2 separate regions of the Homo sapiens genome follow, and region 2 is linked to region 1. A link is a loop called in an ENCODE intact Hi-C map of the cell type or tissue named here. Cell type or tissue: lower leg skin. All regions are shown on one strand. Each heading gives the region's core, and the rest is flanking DNA. Links, peaks and the distances in the headings are about the cores only. Region 1 has its middle 39 kb from the start of EMX2. Region 2 has its middle 68 kb from the start of LINC00867.

Evidence for each region. A loop is a pair of places that touch in the nucleus more often than their neighbours do. Peaks named below come from ENCODE experiments on the same cell type or tissue, not always from the same donor. Only the 100,000 strongest peaks of a DNase experiment are listed, where the experiment ranks them.
Region 2: it touches region 1 in a loop (4-fold over the local background); 50 of 110 quality-filtered maps call a loop at or near these places.

What each region holds. Positions count from the first base shown.
Region 1 is chr10:117,499,437-117,507,776 of GRCh38, reverse strand. It overlaps EMX2OS. Among named protein-coding and RNA genes, the nearest start is that of EMX2, 39 kb to the left of the region's middle. In lower leg skin, for the core only: no CTCF peak of the experiment used is centred there; DNase peaks (open chromatin) are centred at 2,966, 4,376, 5,156, 5,886 and 2 weaker places.
Region 2 is chr10:118,420,569-118,428,908 of GRCh38, reverse strand. No RefSeq gene overlaps it. Among named protein-coding and RNA genes, the nearest start is that of LINC00867, 68 kb to the right of the region's middle. In lower leg skin, for the core only: no CTCF peak of the experiment used is centred there; a DNase peak (open chromatin) is centred at 4,898.

The DNA.
Region 1 (8,340 bases), core at 114-8,113:
TCATATAAATGAAATCATACAATAGATGGCCTATGTGTCTGGCTTCTTTCATTCAACGTAATGTCTTCCACGTTCGTCCACATGGTACTGTGTATCAGCGCTTCATTTATTTTTATGGGTGAATAATATTCCATCTCATTGATAGACCACATTTTCTTCATCCATTCATCAGCTGATGGAGATTGTGGAGATAATATTTTCTTGGTACTTTGTGCCAGTCCCTGTTCTAAGTGCTTTATCTCATTGAATCCTCACAACAACCTTGTGAGTTAGGTGCTTTTTGTTACTGCTATTTTACAGAGAAGGAAATAGGAGATGTTATCTAACTTGTCCAAAATCACACATCTAGTGAAGATCTGGTTGGCCACTGAGTGTAATTCCCAGAGGCACACAGTCCTCTTTTGAGTTGTGTCTTCAGGGTAATGCATATGCACCTCAGCCTGCTCGTTTATCCGTAAGTGGAATCAGAAATGGCACAGGGAGGGGCGAGGCATGGTGGCTCCCACCTGTAATCCCAGCACTGTGGGAGGCCGAGGTGGGTGGATGACCCGAGGTCAGGAGTTCGAGACTAGCCTGGCCAACATGGCAAAACCGTGTCTCTACTAAAAACACAAAAAAAATTAGCCAGTTGTGGTGATGGGTGCCTGTAATCCCAGCTACTCAGGAGGCTGAGGCAGGAGAATCACTTGAACCTGGAAGGGGGAGATTGCAGTGGGCTAAGATTATGACACTGCACTCCAGCCTGGGTGACAGAGCCAGACTCCATCAAAAAAAAAAAAAAGGCACACAGAGGACCTCCTCTCTTCATTACCTGACCCGCAACTTGGCTCCTTCTCTGGACTGTCCAATCACCCACTCAGGAACATTCTGGAAAACCACTTCTGTAATATAAGCATCTTCTTTCAACAAATGATGTTGGTCAACAAACCCCCTCAAGGGGCAGTATTTGGGCCCTGTAAAATCCTCAGTATCTGGGACCTCACTCGTCCAATATTTGTGATCTTTTCAAGAAGTTGGGCTGGGCTAGAGTTTGATTCAGTTAGCAAAATTTTCTTTTTAGATAATGGAAATTCATAGTATACACAGGATTGTAGAAGGAAGGTTTAAACAAAGTGTTTTCAAGCCTCCTCAAAAATAGCAGGAGTACCAGGATCAACCCCAGGGCTGAGAGGCAAGTTGCACACGATACTTGTCTATTCTTTAAGCAGGCCCCCTAAAGACCCCACAGGCACCCCTGCCAATGGGATAGTGAAAACGCTTTTCATACTGAAAGGGCCATGACTGCCTCCCTTCAAAATATGTTGGATTTCAGACTCACCCTCTGATTCTCTGAACCTAAGTCCTGGTACTCAGTCTTATTCTTCTATGGAAAAGCTTTTCTCCACCAATCAGATATTCAACAGAACTAAGTAGTGAGCCACAAAATCCCCCTTGAGCTACGTCAGGCTGAGAAACATTGAAGATTAGGTCCTAGCAAGGGAGCAGCAGGAAAGAGCTCTGGAGGGAACTTCTGAACTTGAAGCCTCCTTCTTCCTTTCACAAAATCCTGTTATTCTTTCCACAGAGAAATTCCGCCCAGCTGAAAAGTCTGAGGGCCGGGGTGAGAGCCCTGCAGCCGAGACAAGCCCTCAATACCTTAAGCCTATTGAGTCCTGGTTGCCTTTGATCTAGGCATTTCCTGTGGTCCAGCCAGTGAGAGAATGAGGAGTGTCTACTGATGCCAGTATTTCCAAAATGAAAACTTCTACTTCTTTCTAGAATCTTAGACCCTGGATTGTAACAGATCATGGGCTCAGGCTGCCCCACTCCATCCTGGTTTGGGGTTAATTATGTTAAAGTCACAAAGATTTCAATTTTCTGCCGCCTTCAAAAGGATGCCTTTTATCCTGTCTGCAGAGCAGCTTCGGTGACGTTCTATTGCAGGGAGGGGGTGACAGCAGAGACCCAGCAAAATAGAGAGGTTTCTGATCCACTGCACCCTGGCTTGGACCAGCCCCACTGGTGTGGATGCTGAAAATACCGGGCAGAGAAAGCCAGAGATCTGAGGCTGGGTACTGACCTTCTCTGACTGCTTTTGTAGCTGACTTATTCTATCTGGGCCCCTGTTTCTCCCTCCACAAAATGAAACATTCAACTGAAAGGGACTGCAAACTGCTTTCAACTATTTTTGCTAATTCTAATCTATTGGTAGAGGCTGCGTAGAGTTCTGTATTGAGGATTTTGAGGCTTAGTAGAAGAGAGAGCTGGGATCAATTAGCAATGTCTGCTGTGAGGAAGGGAAAGAGAGCAGTGACACATTTACTTACCATATATTTGCCACTCTTGACATTGACATCCATAGTCTTCTTTGGCTCAGATCTTGTGTGCTTTTATGATTCCTCTCACCTGTACTGTTTTCTTTGCCCTTTGCAAAGACCTCTCTCAGGGGCTGTTGCCACCTCCCCCGACCAGGAATTGACAGTGGTCTAGAGATGATTGCTTATAGGGTTGGGTCACGTAAGTTAGAGGCAACCAAGGCCAGAGGAGGCCAGAGCTTTCCTTGAGACTAGAGATAAGCCTAAAGGAGAGTGTTTCTCTAATCAGCACTGAACTGAAACCTACAGGGATAAAGCATAGCCAATGTGGATAACCCCTTCCAAGATCACCCACCACTAGATAAATGTAAGGCGTGGCCTCCATCTGTCTGCTGTAGGCACGGAGGACTGAGAAAGCAAAATTCCGCTGGAAAAAGTGAAAAGAATTTTGAGCTGAGGGCTGCTGGGAATGGGGCCGTCTCCCAGTCTATAAAGTGGTGATGGCGACAGTACCTCCCGCAAGGGTCATTGTGATGATGTAATGAGATAATGCATTCAAAATGCTCAACACAGTGCCTGGCACTCAGTAATCAATGCCTAAGCAAAGCGATCCAGTAGTTCACGGTATTATCCTCTGGGCTCACTCTTTGGTGGCACTGGGCCTGAGGATATTAAATCTCTTCTGAAACCGGCCCTCCCATCGGCAGGGCGGGAGCTTGCTATCTCACCACTGAGGCCCCGCGTTCACCAGTTCCAATAATACGATTAGTAATTTTTCATTCCTGAGATGTCTACCCATGGGTGGGTGCATGTGTGCATGTGTGAGTGTATATGTGCCTTTCAGAGAAGGGGAAAATCCATACTCTCTCTTCTGACTGAATTAATCAAATAAATCTTCTATAAGGAGCTGCTAAATGAATTACAGATGGCTCTGCCCTTTTACAGGTTGCAGAAAGCACCCGTTACAGTTCTTTTAATTTATCAGAGGAAAAAAGATGCCCTCGTGTGCCCCTTCCCTCTTGCAATAATAATCAGAACCAGTCTATTTTCCAAGGGTCCGAGACTCATTTTCAAAAAATGTGTATCCATAGATGTAACAGCGGGAAGATTATTTTGCCAAGTTCCAGCCTCCAGCATGGGGAAGGTGCCCTGGCTGGGGAGAGCGTTTATAAAACCACATTTAATAAAAGAGAGTGTTATATTAAGTATGTTTGCTAGTGTATATAAGCATATGGTTTCCATATCAGGCCTAAAGATGCCAAACACATGCTTTACCTTCTTCCTAACCTTTCCTAGAAACGTCCTTTCTAGGGGGTGGTGGGATGGCAGGAATTTTTGTAGATGTGAGTGTGTTGTTTTGTTTTGTTTTTTACAACTCTGGCTCACATGGAAAAGCACCGAGGAATGTTCAGAAAACATGTGAAGACTCTGCCTTTTCTACTTATGTAATTAGCCCAAGAAACTCGCCTTGCTTACTTTCTTCAAGTGTCCCAACATTCTACCCGAGCTCCCTTGCCAAGACGCTAGGGGCTGGCTGATTTTAAAGTGCGAATCAATTTCTGCTGCAAAGAACTTGAGCTCCTGGATTTTAGACATGAACTCTTTGGTAAAAGCAAGAGCTCCAAGAATGGCTGCCCAGCTTTGTGTCCACATGAGTCCCTGCTTTCAGGAACCCATCCAACTATTTTCTGCCCACAGATCCCCTTTTGGTACCTGGGCTGAGCATTAGGGGTTTTATCCTTTTTCCTGTAGGTCAGAGGCAACCGGCTATGGCCCTGCAGGCATGGGGTCCCGGGAAAGGCAGCTTGAATGGGTCTCCATGGCCCCCCACCATAAAACAATCCCCAAATTCTGAGATCATCCCGGAAGCCAAAATGCCAAACTAGGAAGGGGGTTGAGGAGGGGCCTCTGCAGGGAAGCCGCCCAGCCCACCCCCCACACCAGCAAGCAGATTTGCCTAGGCGAGTTATAAATCTACTGGTACCATTTCTTTTTCGTCACTTGCCTAATCCTGTGCCCTTCGTTTCATGTGCTGTAATTATTAACATCTGCTTTCTGAGCCTGGACCGCATGGAGTTTGCAAAGGCAGTTTTTAGTCCAGAACAATGGTGACAGCTGTTTCATTTAGCCTCGGGCCAGCACTTCCTGTTCAGTCTGCATCTGCCCTCCTGTGTCCAATTTCTGTTTCGGGGTTTTGTGTTTTGTTTTCTATTTTTTTTCCCTTCATCTGACCTTGCTATATGTTTAAGAAGAATTTCTAACTTAGCACTGCAGCTAGGATTTCTAGCACATATGCTTATTACATTGGCGACAGCCAGAGAGAGACAGGAGAAAGCCCAGATTGTCTCCAGCAGCTAACAGTGTGGAGGGCAGGGACAGAAGGGAGGGCTGGCTGGGGACCCGGGAACCAGGCTCAAAAGAAATTCTTGGGGCTTGGAGGTGGGGACTTGTGTGACCTCTCTAGAACTTAGACACAGGAAAGACGGGCCCAGCTCATCTGTGCCCAGGCCTGGGGTCATCTCCATGGCTTATTTGGCAAGGGGTCACCCAAACATCCCATGAGGAAGCCCACGTGTGTGGGTGGCCACCAACATGCAAGGGCCCTGCTTCTTTGGAAGCCAAGCAAGTTGCAGAGACCCAGATTCACTTTTTCCCACGGAGTCACCAGCGTGCCATCAAAATCCCTTTTAATTTGCACTGGGAGATCCATAGAATGGGAAAAGGAAATGCTGTCAGTAGGAAAATAAAGGACTTCAGCTTTAAACAATCTGCCCAGACCCCTTCTGCATACCTGGCTGTGTGTGTCTGTGTGTGACCAAAGAGAAGGGAGACTGCAGCCCACTCCTGCACCCCCCGCCATCCACCCCACCCATTCTAACTCCATCTGATCCAGGCTCAGGGTCCCCAGCTCGGCTGGCATACAGATGTTGAGTTATTAGCCGAGACCCCACCACAAGCGCCAGGTTAGAGACCTCAAGATTTGTGAAAGCTGCCTTCAGGCATTGCTGGATATTTCTTGCCAAATAGGGCAAAAACCAATCTCTGCACAGATAACAACTTTCAGGAAGGTGTAAGTGTCCCACGAATGTGCCAAGCAGAGCTTGGGAGTCGGGGAGGGAACCATGAGTACTCAAATCAGGACACGTGGAGTCTGCGTCTGTGCCTTCTGTTGAATCTGGGGGTGTCAGGTTGGCAGAGACTCTGGAGATCCACTGCCCCACTTCTTTAGTTTTCCGAACAGGTGAAGAAACTGAGCATCAGAGAGAGGAAGTGACCATTCATCAGCTGTAGCTAGGTCTAGCTTGATTTTATCCAGAGAGAAGCACAGAAAGGTCAATCTGTGTCAGTTCTAGGATCTTGAGGTGTTTTTAGCATCTCGACATGAAGTGTCTCCTTCAGTCCTAGGCCCTGTCCACCCTTCTAAGTGGCTCACATGAAAATAACTCAAGACCTTACTCCCAGATGGAAAGAGTGGGGCAAGTCAGGGGGACCTCAGCAGCAGCCATCAGTGCTGAGGCACATGTCAAGCCCATGGCTCCTGGCCGCTGGAGGACTGCTGAACCCACCAGCTCCCAAGAGCAGAGTCAGTGCTGACCGGACACCACCTGAGGTTCTGGGTGGACAGTGGAGGGCCCATGTCCTCCAGAGGGCAGGCAGACAGAAGGGAGAGAGGCCATTGCCAGGGATGGGGGTGCAGAGCCGGGAAAGCCCAAACCCGAGGGCACTCGCCATTCCCAAACCTTGATTTGAGCCTGAAGTGGCCACGAGGCCTGACTCAGGTTGGCAGAGGCATCACAGGGCCGTTCCCTAAACTCCAGAACCACAGCCGGGCCTGCGCCTCTCCACCTGCTGGGAGCCTGCTCCAGACCCTGGGCTCCTCCCAGCCTGCCCGCCCAGGCCCCTGGCCCTGCCCCCATCCTCAACCCCTGGCCGCCCCCTCCACTCTTCCTTCCTTTTCTCACTCACTCTTTTTCTTCTTAAAGTTAATTGCAACTTTTTTTCTCAGCGCCTTGATCTGGATAAGCCACATCTCATTAGAAAAAGATTTAGCTGGAGCCAAAGCAGGCTAGAGAAGGAATCCCTAATCAACAGAGAAAAGATTTGGGTGTAATTGCTCTCTCCCGCCATTCTCACTCCCTCCCTCCTCCAATCTTTTTCTGCTCATTAATCTGAAAAGAAAGTTGCATTCTAATGTCTTGGTGTTCAAGTATCTGCCGCTGCATCAAACCAATTGAAGCACTTTGGGGCTTTTGAAGGGGGGTCTGTAAGGAGAGCTTTGGCTGTCGGGGTGCATGGGGGTAAAATATTTTGGTTGTTGGGGACTGTGTATGATGCACTTTGGTTGAAGGAGTAAAGCTGTTTGGGTGTGCATGTGGGTGTGTGTGCGAAGTGTTTTGGGTGTTGGAGTATGTGTGTGGACCCTTTGGTTGGGGTGTGTATGTGTGTAAAGCTCTGTGCGTGTGTATATTAAGTGCTTTGCTTATTGGGCAGATGTGTGAAGCCCTTCTGATTTCTGGGTTGCATGTGTAAAGTACTTTGGTCATTGGGTGCATGTGTGTAAAGGTTGTTGTGGTGTGTGGAGTGCTTGGTTGTTGGGGTGGGCGTTGTGCGTTTGTAGGTGTAAAGGGCTTTTGGGATTGGATGTGGATAGGTGAAGTGGCTCATTTGTTAGTATGTGGGTATGAAGTGGTTTGGTTGTTGAGGGTTGCATGTGTAGTCCTTAGGTTGTGTGTGTGTGTGCATGCGTGCACGTGTGAGAGAGAAATGCTGTGGTGCTGTGTTTGCTGGGTGCTTTCCTCTCGCCCAAGTTAAACCCTGACAGATGCTTAAGTGGTGATACATGGAAAACGAATTTCGGAGCAAACCAACTTCCCAGGCAGGGACCCTGGATCCTCTAACACCCAGCAATGAAATGGTACAGCATTTTCAGGCTCTCTCTTCAGAACTGGGAAATTTTTTACAATGACCATTTATCATTGGTGGGGGTAGGGAAGGATATTTGAATTAGTTTTTTTTTTTACTGAAAAAATTAATTCACGTTCAAAATGAAAAAAAAAAAGCAGGAATACATACTCCTGGTAAAATGGGAATATTACAAGGGGCTAGAGAATGAAAAGTCAAGCTCTCTCGCACCGCTGTCCCCGGCTCCCCTTCCCAGTCACCCATTACCAGTAACTTTTGTGCCATCCCAAACACAGGTCACACATCCATGCTCCACGTTGGCCTATATTGTACACTATTCTGCACTTTGCTTTTTTCACTTCAGAGTACATCTCGGAGATTGTTCTCTATCAGCATAGATTTTATTCATATTGTATTTTTTAACTATAACATTGATTGGGGAAAAAAAGATGCCTCTATTCTGGACAAGCCAAAGTACTGGGAACCAGGTCTCTCCCTGTAAAATATAATAATGATACCCTGGTCTGATGCTGAGTCTCCTGTTTATTGCCTCATTTATTCCTCAGAAAACCCGGAGAAGGAGTTACCACCCCACTCATAGAGGAGGACACCAATGCAGAGAGAGGTTGGGTCACTCACCAAAGCCACACAGGATGTGGCAGAGCTGGAATGTGAACAAAGGCAGGCTGAATGCAGAGCTCTTGCCATCAACCTCTGCCTTCCAGAAAAAATAAAAAGGATGGAACTGCCTGGGAGCTGGGAGTGACGGGAGAGTTAGAGGGGCCTCTGCCACCCCCAGACCCACTGGAGAGCCCAGAGCCCTGTGTCTGAGCTACCCCACCTGCATTTGTCACTCTCCATGAGCCCCAGTGACCACTGCTGTCAGGAGAACCCAAGCAGACGCTGGCTCCCATCTCCCAGCCCAGGCCCCTGAGGGTGAAGCATGGTTTGAGCCTTTTCATGTTTCTCTGAGCACTGCCCATGCACAATTGCCCCCCTTACACCTGCTTATTATCAAATATAAGTCGCGGTCGCGGAGGTGGGGCACTCCTGTAATGAGGGTGTTTCCACTGAGGCCACAGAGTTGAGCTGGGTGCGGCAAGGTGAGGCTCTAAGCTGGCAAGCAAAGACAACATTCCACAGT
Region 2 (8,340 bases), core at 311-8,310, 920 kb before region 1:
ACTTCTCTTCATCAACCCAAACTCTTACCAGCCACCAAAGCTCAACCCAAACTCATCCCTCCTCGGCAAAATGCTTTCTCCCAGCATTCCATTCCACTCACCACTTCTTTCTCTAAACATTATTATCTGTTCTACTCATTTTTCTTTAGCTGGATAGGAAGATCCCCCGGGGCAGAAAACATGTTGTTGTTGATTGGTTAGGTTTTTTTTTTCTTTTAATAATTTATCAAAATTTCTGTTACAATGCTGAACATATGTACCCTATAAACATGCATTTGAATCAAGAAACATGTTAACTAAGAAAAGATCATCAGAAAAGATTCATCATAATTCTGATTTACTTCAAGAGGTGATACCAACATTGATCCATCAATAACTCCTAAAGGAGATTTTCTGAGATTATTTTCCCTAGGCCTTAGTAAGGGACCAGTTCTGAGAGCAAACTGGGACCTTGGTCAAAGGCTTGGCCAGGAACAGTGTCACATGTACAGTTATACCACACTAGGGTATTTTCTTACAAGGCCATTTAAAACTAACTAATATGTGAGAAATAGCTAAAATCTTGGAGCTGTCTTGCCTAATTGAAGTGCCTTTTTTTTCTAAGATGGTACTGTGTTGCCAATACCCAGACATCCAACTCAGAGGAGGAAACAGAAGACGTAAAGATGATAGCTTAGTGCTCAGCTTGGATGGAGAGTGTAACTTAGAGAAAAGGCTGTATCCTCACCTTGAAAGTGCTCTGTTATAAAGAAATCAGTCAGCTTTATGCTGGCAATGCCCCAGCTCTGTATTAACTTCCAGATTAATGTCAGATCATACCCCAGGAATTATTCATGAAGCCCCTCCGTACAATGTAATTGCAGATTTTGGCATCCAGAGTGAAGTCTCATTGTTTTATAGATTAGCTTCTCTTCCTGTACTGCGGAAGAGACAATGATCTGACACAACTTAGTCTAGGGGGAAAAGGAGTTCATGTTATTTCACATGAAAAAGCGTTTGTCAAGTGAGAGTTCCTCGGTCTCACTTTCACTCCGCCTTGAGAATGGGAACCCGTGGCCACACTGAGAGGAGATGGCTCTGGACCCATGAATGGTGACTTTCATTGCAGATCTTTCCCAAGTGAATGGAATGGCTCTTTATCTATGCTTAAGAATTAGTTTTACCAAACCAAAGCTCTACTAATCTCTGCTACAACATCACCAAATGTAATTTATGCATGTGGATGAAGAAACCTACTGGTTTCCAGGGAAGGGTACCAACCAGCAAACTATCTAACTACAAGGAATCATTAGAGACTAGTCAATGTAATCAAAATTTAATACATTGCAAAAAAGATTCAATATTTTTCTGCAAATGTCAAGTTACCTTGGGGATCAGCACCCCTTAATTATGAGATCTTAGACTCTAAGATCCCTCAGACTGTGACTTATAAATGTGAAGAACAGCAGCTTGTTTCTTAAGTGGAGTTTGCTCATTTTACCACGTTTATAACGAAGATAATAATCTTGAGCCAATCATTGTGGGTCCAGTTGGTACATGGGTAGTTTGCTTTCTGTGGGATAAGTATGTGTGTGTGTGCTCATGAACGTGCATCTACAGATATGTTGTATGTGTGTTTACTATATATATACACATATGTGAATATACATGTATATATAACTTTTGTATACAAATAAATATATTCATCTGGATCATTTAATCTGACAATTTAAATATTTGAGCAATAATATTCTCATATGTCTCATCTCTACTTGACTGTATGTTTATAACTTTGACTTGAGCATGATTAGTTACTGAGAAAAAAGATTAAGGGAGTGAGAAAAAGCAACAAGAGTTTAAGTACAGCAATTTTGAAAAACTGTATGGAGGCTCCTAAAAAAGAAACTAAAAATAGAATTACCATATGATCCAGTAATCCCAGTTCTGGGTATTTTCCCAAAAGATTTGAAGTCAGCTTGTCAAAGAAGTGTCTGCACTCCCATGGCCTCTGCAGCACTAGTCACAATAGCCAAGTTATAGAATCAACCCGTGTCCACAGCAGATGAATGAATAAAGAGCATGTGGTATGTATACACAATGGAATACTATTTAGCCTTAAAAAAGAAGGGAATTCTGACATTTGCAACAGCATTTGGAGAGCCTTATGCTAACTGGAATAAGCCAAGCACTGGAAGACAAATACTTCATGTTCTCATTTATAGGTAAAATTGAAAACAATTGAATTCATAGAAGCACAGAGTAGAATGGTGGTTACAGAGGCTGGGGAGTGAGAGGAAAGGGGAGATAATGGTTGGAGGCTACAAAATCTCAGACAGGAGGAATATAGTGTTCTTTTTAGTTCTATTGCACAGTGTGGTGAATATAGTTAATAAGAGAGTATTGTACATTTTAAAATTGCTAAAAGAGTATATTTCAAATGTTCTCACCACAAAAAGTGTTAAGTATTTGAGGTGATGGGTATGTGAACTAGCTTGATTTAATTCCACATTGTATTCATAAATCATAACATCATTTTGTACCCCATAAATCTATACAATTATAAGTTATCAATTTGCAATAAAAAGGAGTAGAAGGTAGGTTACTAAAAATAGTTTCACACACAGTGATGAAGAACAGGCCATCATCATGGGCTTGTTCTGTGACCTGTGAATTAACCTCAGGTTGTTTTCCTCCATGGAAATTCATTAAAGAAAGATGGAATCCAGTATACAGTAGATTCCAATAATAATTTAACTTGAAGTTTCATAGAGATATGATTTATCGTGGCCTGATGAACAAGATGTAGTTATTTCCCTCTTATATCACTTCAGCTATTTGGGAAATTGGATAAGAGAGAAGATTCATTATATACAGTATACACTGTGTATATCTGTATCTTATACCTACAGATGCTCCACTTTTTAACAGAGAAAAAATATCTTCTGGCATATCTGCAATATCCCGAGTTGCTCTTCAGCAACCCTTAAGAGTGTTTGAGTTAGTACCTACGAACCCACTTTAATTCTGAGAACCCTTCAAGAATATTCTGCACCGCTGTGGCGTGGAGTTTTATCGAGCACTGTATGAAATAGAAAATGCATTTTCTATTTCATAAAGATGAAACTTTGAGCATAAGGATGTGATGTTTTGCTCTGTGTATTACTGAATTGGCACTGCAACTCCTATGTTATTTTTTGTGGGCAATTATATCCTTTCTATTTGTGGATTTTCCTAAATACAAAGTCTCTGGACCCTGGATAATGAGGACTTTATATCTCTTCTGTCATTCTTTTAGATTGTGACATTTTCCAGCACAGAGATCTCTCCATACAAAGGAATCTTTTGTAAAATTAGGAAGTGGGAATTCCAGGTGAGGTTTTGCATTTTATATGGTCATTTTAGACCATTCTTCACCTTTAATTGCTTGTTTACTGTGTTTTCCCCGTCAGTCTGCAAGCTCCACATTGTAGAGACCATGTCTGTCTTATTTATATCTGCATCTTCTCTACTCAGCCTCTGATCTGTAGGGTGGGGGCACATTAAATATTTGTTGAGTAGATGAATAAGTAGTCTCCATGTTAATGTGTGTCTACTACATAAAAACTATTTTAACTATTAGCCTTCTTTTATGAAGGCCAACAAGGAAGATATCAATAATTCCTGCAAAGCTAGCCCCTTTTCTCAAGAATCAGAATTTATAATACTATTGGTCTTATATGGGTTAACTATAACAACCTTGGGAGACAAATAGTATTATAATATATATAGAGTATATGTATAACTATATATAGGGCTAATCATAACAATCCATATAATATATATATAAACTATATATGTGTGTGTTATATATACAACACACATATATATTAATTATATTAATATATATTGACTATAATATTAATTATAGTCAATATATATTATAGTTAATATTATAGTTATATAACTATAATTATATTATAGTTTATATATTAATATAATATATATGTGTGTTGTATATATAACACACATATATAGTTACCATATAGTTAACCTATTCATATATAGTTTTATATATGTTAACATATAAAACATTCATATATACAGTTCATATAAACATTCATATAAAACATATAAACATTCATATATACAGTTTTATATATGTTAACATATATAAATAGTTATATATGTTAACTATATATAAATACACTTATCTTTGTTAACTATGTATACAGTTTTATATATAGTTAACCCATATATATACAGTTATATATGTTAACTATATATAAATACAGTTATATATGTATACAGATATAACTCTGAGTGTGTGTGTGTGTGTGTATATATATATATATATATATATGTTAACTATAACAACCACAGGAGACAAATAGTATTATAACTTCATATTACAGAAGAGGAAGCTCAAGCTTGGAGAGGTTATTTAACTTGTGCAAGGTCTCAGAGTTAATAACAGTCAGAGAAGTGTTTATACCCAGGCAGTCTGTTTTCACGGTCTTAACCCTCATCATATTCTGCTTCTTCGTGTTGTGAGAATATTAGAATAATTATTCTGATTTAGCATTATTTTATTTCCTTGTTGCCAGGTCATTAGTGCCAGGGCAGGGGCACATATAGCATTTGATTGTCAGAGAGAGATGTTAGAATCCTTCATGGTTTTCACTGACAAATTCTCTGTTTTTTTCCAAACACATAGGCAGAATAAACTGGTACACCTGTATATCTGGAGAGAAGAAAGTGTATTTCTAAAAATCTCTGAAAAAAAAGAAAAATTTATTTTATAAAATCCCAAAATGATTTCCCGTGGCTTAGTGACAAACCCATCCATCTTAAGGGGAAACCTTTCGGCTGTTTGTGGGCCACTTCGTAAGCAGACGTCGGTCCATCCAGCAGAGGGCGGACGAGGTAGCAAAAACCTCCAGGTTTCCAGCTGTGCAGCCCGGGCTCTTAGGCAACTCTGGAGACTTCAAAGCCACCGGCTGAGGATGCTGTGCAAGATGGTTGCCGCCAGGGTGTTAGCACAGGAAGAAAGGGTACTGTTTCTACTGGAATAAAAATAGACAATGAGAAGCCCTTGATAGAAAGAATTGGCGTGTCTCTACTCGGGACAATGTGTGCGTGAGAAAATGTGGTGCTTGTGTGTTACATTTAGAATCAAAACAGAGTTGACTCCAAGGACACTTTGGCGGAGACCTGGATTCCATTTTCATTAAGGAAAATGAGGTTGGAGTGCAGCAGGGTGAAAGGATGCTGATGCGAAATCACACAGTTTAGAGGACGTCTAATCTCTTCAGCAATAAAATGGATGAAAAGACTTTTTTTAATTTTTTTATTTTATCACTATTTTCACAATAAGTGGTGGTGAGATCAGGGGATTCAGACCAATTCTCCCAAGGAGACCAAACATGGCGCCCTCCGCTGCCATTCTTAGATCTGTGACGTCTCCCTCTCCAGGCATTCTTGCCTCATGATACTGTTGTGAGCACTCCGGAGGGCCAGGATTACTGAAGTCAGCCTCTGCTACCTTCACAGAAAACAGTCTTCAAAACCATTAATTCTGTGCTGGGGTTATACAGTGTTATCTTAGGGAACTCTTTTGAACTCAAAGTTATTTTGAAAACATGTGGTGTGTGTCCTATAGTGTGAGACAAAACTAGAAATTCAAAATATTCTGGTGAGCTCTCAGGGATGACCTGTGAAAGCCATGATAACTCCATGCAGATAGGGACTCGCCGACTCCTCAGCCCTGTGTCACATGCCCTTTCTTCCAGAGCGTTCCTTTGAATATATTGTGGATAACACTGATTACCAGGCCTTCAGAACAGGGTGATGGGTGCAATAGAACATTTTGCAAGCTTTCCCCTCACCATATTTAATTTTTGCAGTTGTACAACACGGAATGAGAAAAAGGCTGTTGTTTTCTCATTTTGACAATAATGTAGCTACAAAAACAATAATAAATAAATAAAATATGCTCTCGGCTAGAAATCAGTGGGCTTAATTTCAGGGCAATACCAGTTTCTGTGGCTGGGTTATCAGCACTGCATGTTTATAATGGAATTACTAGCAGCTTCCTCAGCAGCGGTGGGCAAAGGGCTTGCACTTAGAAAACACACAGAATTGGAATCTGACAGTCAAGTGTCTCTGTAGCCCCTGATATCATGATTTGTGCTTTCTTCACTGAGGCAGGTGAACTCTTCATCTCAAAGTTATTACGTTTAGCCCTCGCCAGAATGGACGCAGCCAGGAGCTGATCTGTCTTTCAAAGGGCAAGATTCCTTTCTGTGCAGAAAAATAGAGGCAGCGGCCGGAAACTTCAATCAGCGCTTTCAGATTCCAAAACTATGACACTGTCACACTGGTGTCATTAAAGCTAACTAACCATATTAAACGAATATTAAAATATGGGCTCCTTTGCATAACATAATGAGCAAAACCGCTTTTAAGTTTCTCCCTGTGCTTTGAGGTGAGGTGGCATTTACATTCCCGAACTTTGAAGTCAGAACAAAATGTACAGGTAGAGGGTACTAGATCAAATAATAATCAACTTCAAAAAGCATTTTGGCTGTTGGATGTCCCAGGGCTAATTTCCTGTAGACATTTTAAATGTAAATGTCTAAACTCATTTAAAAATTGTAAATTGGTCTAGGTTCAATCAAAAAGCATCCTGACGCAGAACAGGGAGACTAGGCTAATTGTCATTTGTTTGTCAAATGAATTCCATTTGGAAAGCAATGAAACCTCCAAGCTAATTCTTTTAAGGTGAGCTGGTAGTTGTATTATCAGTTAAATGCAGTAAAATGCGTAATCATATGATGATAATGAAAACTGAACCTGTGTTAGCGCCGGGGCTCTGCCTGCCACGGGGCATAGAGTGATGAAATTTAAGTACTGTAATGTTGCCTTGGCCACAATGGTACCAAGTCTGGTCTTTAGCCTTACAGACACTTTCTTTGCATTTTAAAAAACTTTATCAAAGCACCGTGGCAATATAGAACATGTCAAAGTGAAATGCACTGTAGGCAAATTGAGATTTCATTAAGTTTAAATTTATTGCTTTTGACTGATGTATTACCATGCTTGTTAAGAACCAGTAATTTGGAATATCTGTCTGCCTGGTAAAATAGCTTTGTCTCCTTGCGTATTACTTTGTATATACTTTGAAAGACCACAATAATTCAGAGTGAGCGTGGGCTGTTTTTTTAGTAATGTTTGGAAAATTGTAAGGCATCTGGCCTTGTGCTCTGACAAACTTCCACATACTTCATCAAGGTATTGGAGGTTAATTGTAGAACTCTCATTTATGGGACTTCTGTGAATCTTGCCAAACTGTATGATGCGTGCAAAAGTGGAGAATTGGAAACGTCGCTTCTGCTGATCTGTTTCTTCTTCATACTCATGAAATGGGCATAGATGTGTGATGAAAGATGAATAATGATGAAGGATGTGCCATGTTCAGTCAACAGAGAAACGGAGCTATAGCGGTTTGGGGAAGGCAGAGGATATAGTTCAACCGAGATATTTTACAAATAAGGAAAGAGAGACCCAGAGGTTACGTAGCCCTGGCAGAAGTGGACGAGAACCCAGGATGCCCTGTAGCATTCACGTCTCAGCCTTGATGTCACCTGCTCAGAAAGGTCTTCCTTCGCAGTTCTGGACTTGGGTCATTTTCTACCAGTGTTGTGGGTCTCTAACACAGCAGATGGCAACATTTCTATGTAAAGGGACGCACAGTAGGCCAAGAGGCAAAATTGACGATACCATGTAAGTACTTAAATGACAACAGAGAAAACAAATTAGCACAATTTTTAAAAAAAGGAAACTCAAAATAGGACAATTAAGCATAATTTTTTTTGTAATGTAGGTCTATGAATGAGAAGACACATTCCACTTGTTGGGGTTCAAGTATAAAAGCCATTCTTAGCTTATGGGCCATAGAAAAACAGGCAGTGGGCTGGCTTTGTCTGTAGGCCATAGTTCGCAGACGCCTGTTTTGTCACGTTACACTGCTTAGTTTTCTCCAGTGGACACAATCACCTTCTGATTGTTTACTGGCTTAATTGTCAGCCTTCCCACAGTAGAAAAGGCAGGTCCTGAGAACAGAGGCTTCGTCTGTTCAGTTTGCCCCTGTGTCTCCAGCTCCTGGAATAATAATAGGTGCCACAGTCCCATGCCTGGTGCATTAGATGGTTGTTATTCAGTTGGTGTTCTATTAATATAGAGAGAATCTAGATCCTGCCACCAAACCGAATAGATAACATAAGTGAACTACCAAAGGAATAGGAGAGGCTCCTTGTTCGTTTAGCACTTCTCACTTACCTTTTTAATTTAATTTAATTAATTTGTTTTATTATATTTTACATT